3 separate regions of the Homo sapiens genome follow, and regions 2 and 3 are each linked to region 1. A link is a contact called in ENCODE Hi-C or POLR2A ChIA-PET data. All regions are on one chromosome and are shown on one strand. The core of a region is the stretch at or near the end of the contact, and the rest is flanking DNA. Distances in the headings are between cores, read along the strand shown.

Region 1 (3,300 bases), core at 368-2,867:
GATTTTGGACTATCCAGGATTAAGAGGCTGTACTACCTACCACACACATACGCTGGCATTTGCTGTGCTCATCTTAGATCCTAGCCCTGATAGGTGCTCAAAAATACAGTTGAATCTATCCATTCATAAGTCAGCATTCAGCAAATGCTACTGGAGGCTAGCCCCTATTTTATGCCAGGCACAGAGCCAGACATATGCAGACAGAAGACCACCATGTGACACAACAGGATGTACTCAATAGTAGCAGCATGGATATAGAGGAGTTAATGGTTACATGCCAAGCAAGGTAGATTTTTTTCCTAGGAAGTGACATCTCAGGTGGATTTTATAGGACAGATGTAAGTTTCCAACACTGGTAGGTGGTCGGTGGGGTGGAAGGCAGTGTATAGCAAACTGAGAAAACTGCGTTATCTAAAGCACAAGGGGACCAAGCACAGTGGCTCACGCTTGTATTAATAATCTCAATATGTTAGGAGCCTAGGCAGGAGGGTCTCTTGAAGCCAGCTCTGGCAACAAAGCCAGACTCCCTGGCTCTACAAAAAATTTTAAACTTAGCCAGGCGTGGAGGGGAGTGCCTCTTGTCTCAGCTACTCGGGAGGTTGAGGCGGGAGGATCATTTGAGTCCAGGAGTTCAAGGCTGCAGTGAGCTATGAATGAGCCATTGCACTCCAGCTTGGGCAATAGAGGCCTTGTCTCAAAATTAGTAATACTAAAACACAAAGGTATGAAACCAGAGCTAACAGGAGCGCCACACGTTTTAACAACAATAAACTACGTAAAGGGAGCACAGAAGTGCTCCGGTGTTGATTGGCTGGTTAAACCTTCACCAGATTACGAAGAGCCCTGAATGCCTTGCTAAGAAGTGCGGCCTTTGTCCTGAAGGCACTAAGGAACTAGTTTCAGGCAGTGAAGGACTTACTCAGATTTTCAGGTGGGAATTATCACTTCAGCCGCTTTATGGAGGGGGACTAAGTGTGGGGGACTAGGCTTCCCCTTGCAGGTAGAGGAATGACAAGCTTGCCAAGCAAGCAACCCAGCTGGACTCAGACCTGCTATTTCCCAGCCTGCACAAGGAAGCGATCAGCTGCCCCGCCGGCCCCTGGCAGACGCAAAGGAGGGGTGTGGAGTAGGCGCCGGGCGCGAGAAGGCAGTAAGGACAAGGACAACCAGGTTGGATCAACCTGACCCGCTCTGGACGCGGGGCGGCTGAACAGCAAGCAGGCAGGGCAACCGACCACGTCCACCAGGCCCAAGCGGGCCTGGAGACGGGCTATCCAGCACGACAGCACGTTCCGAGGCCAGTCCAGACTCGGACGCCGGGAACCCGAGCAGCCATCGCCCGGCCTGCTCTCCAACCCTGTAGGCCCTGGCGCACGGGGCACGGGCCGACGCTGCAGGCTGACCAGGGGCAGGCCCCGGAGCGCCAGAAAGCGACCACGACCACAGTTCGGCTGCCCCTCCCGCCCGTCGGGCCGTCGTCCTGGGCCGGGCCGCCTCACCTCGCGCGGGCGGCGGGCTCTTCGGCGTCTCGGCGGCTCTGCCGGCCATCTCCGGGCAATGGCAGCGGCCGCCGCCGCCGCCGCCGCCGCCGCCATTCTCGGGCGTTAGCGTCGTGGCGTCATCACAGCGCGCAGCTGACGCCAAAACAAGCCTACGGGGCGGGTCGGGGGCGGGTCGGGGGCGGACTCTCCCGAAACTGGGCTACGCGGCTGGCGGATCTCCGAGCGTGGCCTGCCAATCAACCTCTTCGGGGCGGGGACGGGCACTCTCCTGAAGGGGTGGGTCTATTTGTCGCTCAAAGTAACTTGACCGCTGCCTGCGAGACGGGTCGGTGATAGAAAAAGGAAGGATCGCGGGAAATAGGGAGAAAGTTTCAAGTTTCTGGTTGGGGGAAAGGGGACTCTGTAATGCGAGCTTGGGTAAACAATGCTTTCCAACAGAGGTTTCTGGAAGTGCCTCTGGAACTCCGCAAAGGATAGACTTAATTTTCATTAACAAAATCTATTTTTTAAAACTGCACTTAGAATAATTTCAACACTCCATGTGTTGAATTTGGCCTCCATCAAAGAAGAGATGCAAAGGGTTAATTTGTAGATAGGTGAAGTCAATCTTGGGCCAACTTCTGGACTCATGGTTATTTGTTGTTGTTAATTTAATTTATATGCCGAGTCTGAAAAGCAAGCGGATTTTTAAAAAATTGTTACCATTCACAATGACTTCTCTATAGGATCAGAACTGGTTCACTTTACAGTCAACCCAACTTGGAGGGGTTAAAATAGGTGCTGCAGATGGTAAGTGCATTGTAACCTCCATCCATCTTCCCCATTTCAGTAGCTCTGTATTCAAATCTTTATTGAGTATGTACTTTGCACATGGAACTGTCTTTGATTGACTGTATAAGCTAATGTTATACTTTAAACCTAAAAATAAATTAACACCAATAAAACATTGTCGTCGGCTGGGCGCCACTGCTCACACTTGTAATCCCAGCACTTTGGGAGGCCAAGGCAGGTGGATCACCTGAAGTCAGGAGTTTGAGACCAGTCTGACCAACAAGGTGAAACCCTGTCTCTACTAAAAATACAAAAATTAGCCAGGCTTGGTGGCAGGCTCCTGTAGTCCCAGCTACTCGGGAGGCTGAGACAGGAGAATAGCTACAACCTGGGAGACAGAGGTTGCAATGAGCTGAGATTGCACCACTGCACTCCAGCCTTGGCGATGGAGTGAGACTCCGTCTCAAAAAAAAAAAAAAAATTGTTGTCTATTTTATGTAGTAAGGTTTCTTTCTTTTCTTTTTTCCTGAGATGGAGTTTCGCTCTTGTTGTCAGGCTGGAGTGCAATGGCACAATCTCGGCTCACTGCAACCTCTGCCTCCCAAGTTCAAGCAATTCTCCTGCCTCAGCCTCCCCGAGTAGCTGGGATTACAGGCGCCTGCCACCATGCCCGGTTAATTTTCTTTATTTTTATTTTTATTTTTATTTTTATTTTTATTTTTATTTTTTTTGAGAAAGAGTCTCGCTTTGTCACCCAGGCTAGAGTGCAGTGGCGCAGTCTCGGCTCACTGCAAGCTCCGCCTCCTGGGTTCACGCCATTCTCCTGCCTCAGCCTCCCGAGTAGCTGGGACTATTGGCGCCCACCACTGTGCCCAGCTAATTTTTTGTATTTTTAGTAGAGACGGGGTTTCACCATGTTAGTCAGGATGGTCTCGATCTCCTGACCTCGTGATCCGCCCGCCTCGGCCTCCCAAAGTGCTGGGATTACAGGCGTGAGCCACCATGCCCAGCCGTAGTAAGGTTTCTT
Region 2 (3,455 bases), core at 744-3,243, 350 kb before region 1:
ATGGGGAGACTGAGGCTGCAAGAGGTGGAAATGGCCTTGCCTATGGTCCCTTCCCCTTGCCCAGGGTCTTCTGTATCACATCGCTGGTCTCTCTTTCCTCCACCACCATTTCAGGATCCACCCCTAGAGGATTCTGATCTTCTGACAGTCAAGGTCAGATCCCTGCTCTGTGCCCAGGAGCTGCTTATCCAACTGCCCACCGTGAGGTCTCCCAGGGCTAAGGCCAGCAGCCTCACTCCCTGAGAAGCTGGGCATGTTAGGACTCCTGCTGCTCTGTGATTCTGGGTGGGGTCTGAGGCTCTTCTGCTGTGACCAAGGATAAACAGACTGACTGAATTGATGAGTGCGGTTAGCATCAATCCAGGCAAAATGGCTATGTGCCATTTTGTGTGCCACAGACCACATGCTTCCTAATGCCACGCCCCTCAGACTTAGAACTCTGCAGGCCAACCCAGGACTCCCTGAGGCCCTCAAGATAAAGTTCAGATGACCCAACCAGTCACAAGTCCTGTGCAGTCCACTCCTCCTGTGACTCGATCCCAGGCAGCCTGAGATGCTCACGTCTCTCCCCGACCCATTACTCTCTCCTGGCCTTAGCTCCAGCTATATACTCCAGGAAGCCTTACTTGACACCCACCCATCCAGGCTGGGTTGGTGGATTCTCTGTGCTTGCCCCACACAGACTTCCTCTCTGGGGATCACTGTTATTCCTATCCTGCAAGCTTTGGGGAGGCAGGGCCAAGTCTGCCCAAATCCCATGGTGAACCTGGGCCTAGTATCCCCCTGGAGCTTTTCCTGGCTGGGAACTCCTGGTGGGGCCTGCCTGGCACCACCCTACCTGCCAACTCTACCCTTCTGTGATTTGCATCGTCCCCATTTAAAGTACTCTCAGCAGAAAGAGCATGGAGATCATGCTGCACTAGACTCCACGTGTAATTCATGCCTCAGATGCCTCTGCTTTCAGGAATCCTGGCTGGCCACGGACACACCAGCTCTGGATGGGAGTGACGGCCTCAATGAGGCACCCAAGGCCCCCCAGACAGAGGTCTCATCCCTGCCCATCCCTGCAAGGAAATACAGTGGCCGTTGTAGAGTTGCCAGGGTTGTGATCAAGGAGCGGGGTGAGCAGGGGAGGTCACCGAGCCTCCACATAGTCTAGTCCAAGCATGTGTGGCAGGGTAAGAGTACAAGCATGTTGCCTGACACAGGTTCATGGCCATTGTCCCAACCCTTTCCCCTGACTTCAGTTGTCTTCAGTTTCCCTTAGGCCTTTTCCCTCAGGCAATGCCACACATCTGATAAGTTGTGGGAGTTGGTGGCCAGCTAGGACAGCAATCCTTTCCCTAAGGAGGTTCCTTTCAGCAATGCCTTCTGGCATATGTGGCATTGGAGGGGTCGAGGGTGACAGCCTCCTAACCAGGCCCAGGTCGATGCAGAAGTCAACTCAGGAGCCACTCTACACACCCCCACCATCCCTCAGGAGTGGGGCTGAAGCACCTGTCTTTCCAGCTTAAAAATGGGATAAGGGGAGGCAAGGCTTGGGAATGATGCGGACAGGTGGAACTATGAATAACCAGATGGTAACTCTCCCACTCACCCCCATTTTCTACCAGGACAGGAGGTGGGGAGCTGACCACACCCGCGCCCAGCATGGCGGGAGGTGAGCCGGCAGATCTAGATCACCTAAGTGACAAGACAGATACCAATACGCTCCCCCATTTCGTGACTGGAACAGAAGCAGACCGGGAAGGCAGCCCCGCCCGCGGCCCGTCCCGCCCGACCGACAGATCCACCACGAGACCCGTGCCTCACCCAGCACCACTGGGGGGTGACGTCCGGCCGGGAGCGCTGGGTCCGCGAGCAGCATTAGCAGCAGCAAGAGGAACAGGAGGCCATCCGGGAGCAGCCCCACACGGTAGGGGCGGAGGTGGAGGCCCATGGTGTACGACGGTCGCCGCAGGTCCGGGATGCAGGTTCAGCTCTCTGGGCTCTCGCCTAGGCGGGGGCGGTGGCGACGCGCTTAACCCCGCCGCCCGCATCCCCCGCATCCCCCCGGCCAATCAGGGCCCGCCTCCCGCAAATGGCTGGCCAATAGGGACTCGCCGCCATATACGCCCCTCCCAGTCGGAGGTCGCCGCCCCGCCCTTGCCCAACCCCCTGCTTCCTGGACCACGCTGAGCGCCGAGCGCATCGATGGATCGAGGTATCGCCTGGCTCCGGGCTGTCAGTCGCCCACCCGGGAACCCAGCTCGCCGCTGCTGTACCCCGCCCAGCCCTGGGTACCCGAAATCCACGCTGCGCAGCTCTCACTTGGCGACCCCCTGACCTGGAGGATCTGGAACGGACAAGACCGGGAGAGGATAAGGGGTGCAGCGCTGGCCGCTGCTGAGCGACCCCGGTTAAAGCAAGAAGAGAGGAAGTGAGTCCCGGACAGTTCTTGGGCCTCAGGTGACCAGGAGCTGACCAGGACCTTTGTGCAGCCCCCACACCAATTCTTAGCACACCCTGCCCCGAGGGCACCTGGGTGCGGCCAGTCAGCCCCTGTAACTCTGCCCCGGGGTTACAGATGCGGGGGGAACCGGGAGAGGCCAGGTCAGCATGTTCAGTTCCCAAGAGAGGGGTTAATCTGTTCGTTTTAGGGGCGCAGAGTGCAGCGTCACCCCGCCAGTCCGGGCAGTTCGGGCGCGGGGTTGGGAGTGGGCTTGAGTCTCGACCCTGCGCCATGGGCCATCTGCAAGTTCCCCTGCAGAGCAGGAGAGGCATCGGGAGCTCGTGGTCCCCCTCCACTCTCGCAAACCTGGGGAACCAGAGAGGACATGGACTCCCTGCGCCAGGAAGCAGGGGCGAACAGAGTGGGCAAAGACCTGACAGCTGGTTATATGCCAGCACCATAGGTCACTGTGGGATAGAGGGACGAGAGTATTTGGGAAATAGAGGTCTTGATCCTCCACACACCCACCCCTTCGAAGGGGCAGCTGCACCCTGGTCATCCCACCTGGTCCCAAGAAATTTGTCCTGCCCCTTCCTTCCTTCTTCTTGGTAAGCAGCTGACCTGGCTATGAAGCCACTATCTTGCCCTGCCCTTCTCGAGTTCTTATAGTGAAACATGTTGGTGACTGGGCTACCACCACCCTCCCTCTTTCTTTTTTCTTTTTCTTTTTCTTTTTTTTTTTTTTTTTGAGACAGAGTTTCGCTCTTGTTGCCCAGGCTGGAGTGCAATGGTGCAATCTTGGCTCACCGTAACCTCCGTCTCCCGGATTCAAGCAATTCTCCTGCCTCAGCCTCCCGAGTAGCTGGGATTGCAGGCATGCGCCACCACCCTGGCTAATTTTGTATTTTTAGTAGAGACGGGGTTTCTCCATGTTAGTCAGGCTGGTCTTGAACTCCCAACCTCAGGTGATCCACCTGCCTCGGCCTCCCAAAGTGCTGGGATTACAGGCGTGAGCTACTGTGCC
Region 3 (3,327 bases), core at 610-3,109, 370 kb before region 1:
CTGAAGTAGCCAGCCCAAACCTGTCAGAGAACTGGCCTTGTCACATTAAATCATGTAAGTCTAGGCAGCTCTGGGGCCCCAGGTCCCGTGGGCACCGTTTACATAACTTTTTTTCTTTTTTTTTGGAGATGGAGTCTCGCTCTGTTGCCCAGGCTAGAGTGCAATGGCGCAATCTTGGCTCACTGCAACCTCCGCCTCCCGGGTTCAAGCCATTCTCCTGCCTCAGCCTCCCGAGTAGGTGGGACTACAGGTGCCCACCACCACACCTGGCTCAATTTTTGTATTTTTAGTAGAGACGGGATTTCACCATGTTAGCCAGGATGGTCTCGATCTCCTGACCCCGTGATCCGCCTGCCTCGGCCTCCCAAAGTGCTGGGATTACAGGACTGAGCCACCGCGCCCGGCCTGCATAACTTTTTTAGAAACTAATATACATCCAAGAAATTACAGCAGGAAGCACAAAGGTCAGGAAATTTCTTCTACTAAGAAGTTCCAGGGAGATGGGGATCATAAAACCGGTATATGCAATAAAAATACATCCACGGCCAAATAGGGAAGGAGGACAAGGAGAGGAAGAGAGGAGAAAATCAGGCTGGTGGTTTTCCACACACTTGCCAGGAAAATAAACTCCAGTGTAACGACTTGAATAACGATCTGAGATCAAAGTTGGGAAGCAAAAGCCGTCTGCGCAGCACACATGGGACCTGAGTAATGCAGGCAGCCTGGGCAGGTCCCCAAAAGGCCTCACCGCCACCAAAAAGAGGTGGAACTGATATAAGGAAGTACTCACAGCCTTTCAAGTCTGCTCCTCCCAGATCTGAAATCTGGGAGCAGTTCTGAGAGACAAGCCCCGGATGGCTGGGCACTGAACAGCCGCCCTGCGAGATGAGCTGCCCTGGCTTTTTCCCCTATCAAGGGCAGAGACTGAATTCTTTTTAACTGTGTCACCAAGCCCAGGGCATACAAGAGGTACTCAAAAACGTGTTCGCCGACACCCTGATTCCTATTTATACTGACCATTACACAACATGTTTGCTTAGAGCCCAGCAAAGAATTTTCAGAATGTTTCACGTCTATCTCCCCACATTCAGGAGAGATAGTCACACAAGATGACAGGCTATAGGGACGCTCAAAAGAGCCATAATCACCAGGGGCACGCGGGTTCCCCAGCGCCAGCAGCCCAACGCTCCAGGCTCCAGCACGCCACAAAACCTTGCGGCATTCTCTAAAGTAAAAGGACTGATTTTAAAATGATAATCGTCATTCTTGCGACAGCCCCAGGAAGCCTGGCTCCTGAGGTCCTGAGCCCGCGTCTTTCTTTGCCCCACCGCGGCCGCCACACAGCACAGGTTCTCCGTCCTGCAGTCGGAGGCGCAGTCACAGCCCCACTCAGGGTCACCGTCGCACAGTCTCACGCTCGCGGCGCGGCCCGCGCACTCAGCGTCCCGGTCACCCTCGCACCTGGGGTTTCCCTCTCCACACACACCCCCGGTCTCCCTCACACTCGCCGCGTCGCCAGCACACCCCAAGACTGGCTCCCTCGCGGTCACCATCAGCCTCCGGGGCTCGCACCCATACAGCGTTTCTCCCACACTCGGCCCTCACGCTCGAGGTCCCTCTCTCCTCGTGGCGCCCCCCCTCACCCGCAGCGCCTCTCGCGCGGCCCCGATCGGCCAGCCCCGCGCTGTTTCTGGGCCGCATCCCGCTCCCGACGGCGGCAGCGAAGACCCACAGGGTTCGGCTCCCACAGAACGCGGCCCAGCCCCGGCCCCGCTCCCGGCGCGCCCGCCCATGGCCCAGCCCGTTACCTCCCAGTGGCCCGGCGCCGCCAGGATGCTCGGTCGCGCCGCCGCCGCCGCGGCAGCTCAGGCCCCGCCCCGCCACGTCACCCGCCGCCGGATCGCGACAGCGCGCGCCGCGTCGGGACACAGTTCCGTGCGGGGCCAGCTGGCGGCGGCGCTTCCGGGCCCCCGTGGCCGCCACGGCCTGGCCGGTACGGGGTCCGCCGGCCCAGAACGTGAGCGTGGACGCCAGACAGCCCCCAGCTGCCTCGTCAGGGCTCGAGCAGCCCGTGAACTGGGCCCGGCCACGCTCGCCGCCCTGGAGTTAGATGGGGCCTCCGAGGGCGTCCACAGCGGACATTCCCGCGGGGAGCTCTCATCGGCCCCCGCACCCCGTTCCTATCTCGCACTTGACCTGGGCCCGACGCCCAGGGCGCCCCCTACAGCTCACACAGGGATCCAAACGGCCTCCGCCGCCGGGCCACTGCCACTCGCAGTCTAGGAACCCCAGGAAGACACACACTCTGGGGACTTGTCCAAACACACGCACAGCTCAGACTCGTAGCCCTTGAGGCCCCCGCACCCACAAAGAAACTGCAGGCTCCCTTTGCCAACCCCAGGCCTCCCTGGGGCTCTGTCCTCATCTTCCCAAGAGGGCTGCCACCCCTCTTGGGGGAGCTGCACCTCCTGCCCCCCCTCTTGGGGGAGCTGCACCTCCTGCCCCCTTCCCCTCCCTCTGTTTGCTCCTCCATCTTTCTCTCGAGTTCCTTTTCCTCTGGTGGCTCTGGGGCTCTCTGTCTAGAGCCTCCTGACCTCATGGGCGCCTGAGCCCTCCTCCGAAATTTCCTGTCCACACCTCAAGCACTGACTTTCTCCAGGGCCCTGGAATCTTTTCCCCCAGCCTTATGACCACAAGTACACGTCCTCTGGTTCCAGACCATACCCAAGACCCTGCTCCCTGCCACCCAGTGACAGGGACCCAGCCAGAGATGGGTAGCACCTCAGACCCTTCCTCCCCACTCCTCCCACGGCCTATACCTCGTTTTCTTCTCCCCAGCCACAACGGCTTCTCAATCCCTATCCTGCTCCCCTTACCCCATCTCCACAGAGTAGGGGATGCTCCTAGAATACAGATTGCGATGACTTTGTATCTCCCCTGCCTAAAACCCTTCCATTCTCCTCTCTGCAGGCCTGGGATGACAATACTTGAGGAATCCTCGCTGGTGCTGCCCTCCTGCCCTCTGCTTGGAACCCCTCCCCTAAGTGTCAGTGAGTGGACGTATATATTTGGATCAATCGAGTTGCACCCTTTGCCTCCCAGATCAGTTCCTCCGGCCTCCCTGGCTGAGCAGAAGGACAGCTCTGGACACTTGTGTCAGCACCCAGCCCACGTGTCCCTGCCACAGCTTCATATAAGGTATGCCGGCTCAGCCGGGCCTGGTGGCTCACGCCTGTAATCCTACAACTTTGGGAGGCTGAGGCAGGCAGATCACCTTGAGGTCAGGAGTTCGAGACCAGCCTGACCAACATGGAGAAACCCCGTCTC

The links. A loop is a pair of places that touch in the nucleus more often than their neighbours do. ChIA-PET counts read pairs that join two places held with the same protein, here RNA polymerase II (POLR2A). Pooled maps may share reads with other maps.
Region 2: a pooled map shows a loop between it and region 1 (5-fold over the local background). The contact joins the promoter of PLA2G15 here to the promoter of PSKH1 in region 1. A Hi-C loop is called at or near these places in 4 of 168 maps with a recorded cell type or tissue (CD14-positive monocyte, cardiac septum, endothelial cell of umbilical vein and 1 more), 7 of 37 single-sample maps with no recorded cell type and 11 of 50 pooled maps. POLR2A ChIA-PET finds 5 or more read pairs at or near these places in 3 of 52 experiments (GM12878 and WTC11).
Region 3: a pooled map shows a loop between it and region 1 (4-fold over the local background). The contact joins the promoter of SLC7A6 here to the promoter of PSKH1 in region 1. A Hi-C loop is called at or near these places in 4 of 50 pooled maps. POLR2A ChIA-PET finds 5 or more read pairs at or near these places in 3 of 52 experiments (GM12878, K562 and endothelial cell of umbilical vein).

What each region holds. Positions count from the first base shown.
Region 1 is chr16:67,891,571-67,894,870 of GRCh38, reverse strand. It overlaps PSKH1 (protein serine kinase H1), which reads right to left and starts at 1,617. Exons shown (of 3, transcript NM_006742.3): 1 at 1,500-1,617. RefSeq lists silencers at 1,371-1,490, 1,821-1,880.
Region 2 is chr16:68,243,911-68,247,365 of GRCh38, reverse strand. PLA2G15 (phospholipase A2 group XV) reads right to left here and starts at 1,993. Exons shown (of 6, transcript NM_012320.4): 1 at 1,813-1,993. The coding sequence starts at 1,939. RefSeq lists enhancers at 1,027-1,527, 2,649-3,187 and a silencer at 1,944-2,173.
Region 3 is chr16:68,263,058-68,266,384 of GRCh38, reverse strand. It overlaps SLC7A6 (solute carrier family 7 member 6), which reads right to left and starts at 1,859. Exons shown (of 11, transcript NM_003983.6): 1 at 1,809-1,859. It overlaps LOC124903704 (a long non-coding RNA gene), which reads left to right and starts at 1,928. Exons shown (of 3, transcript XR_007065096.1): 1 at 1,928-2,017; 2 at 2,971-3,198. RefSeq lists an enhancer at 122-1,321 and a silencer at 1,694-1,973.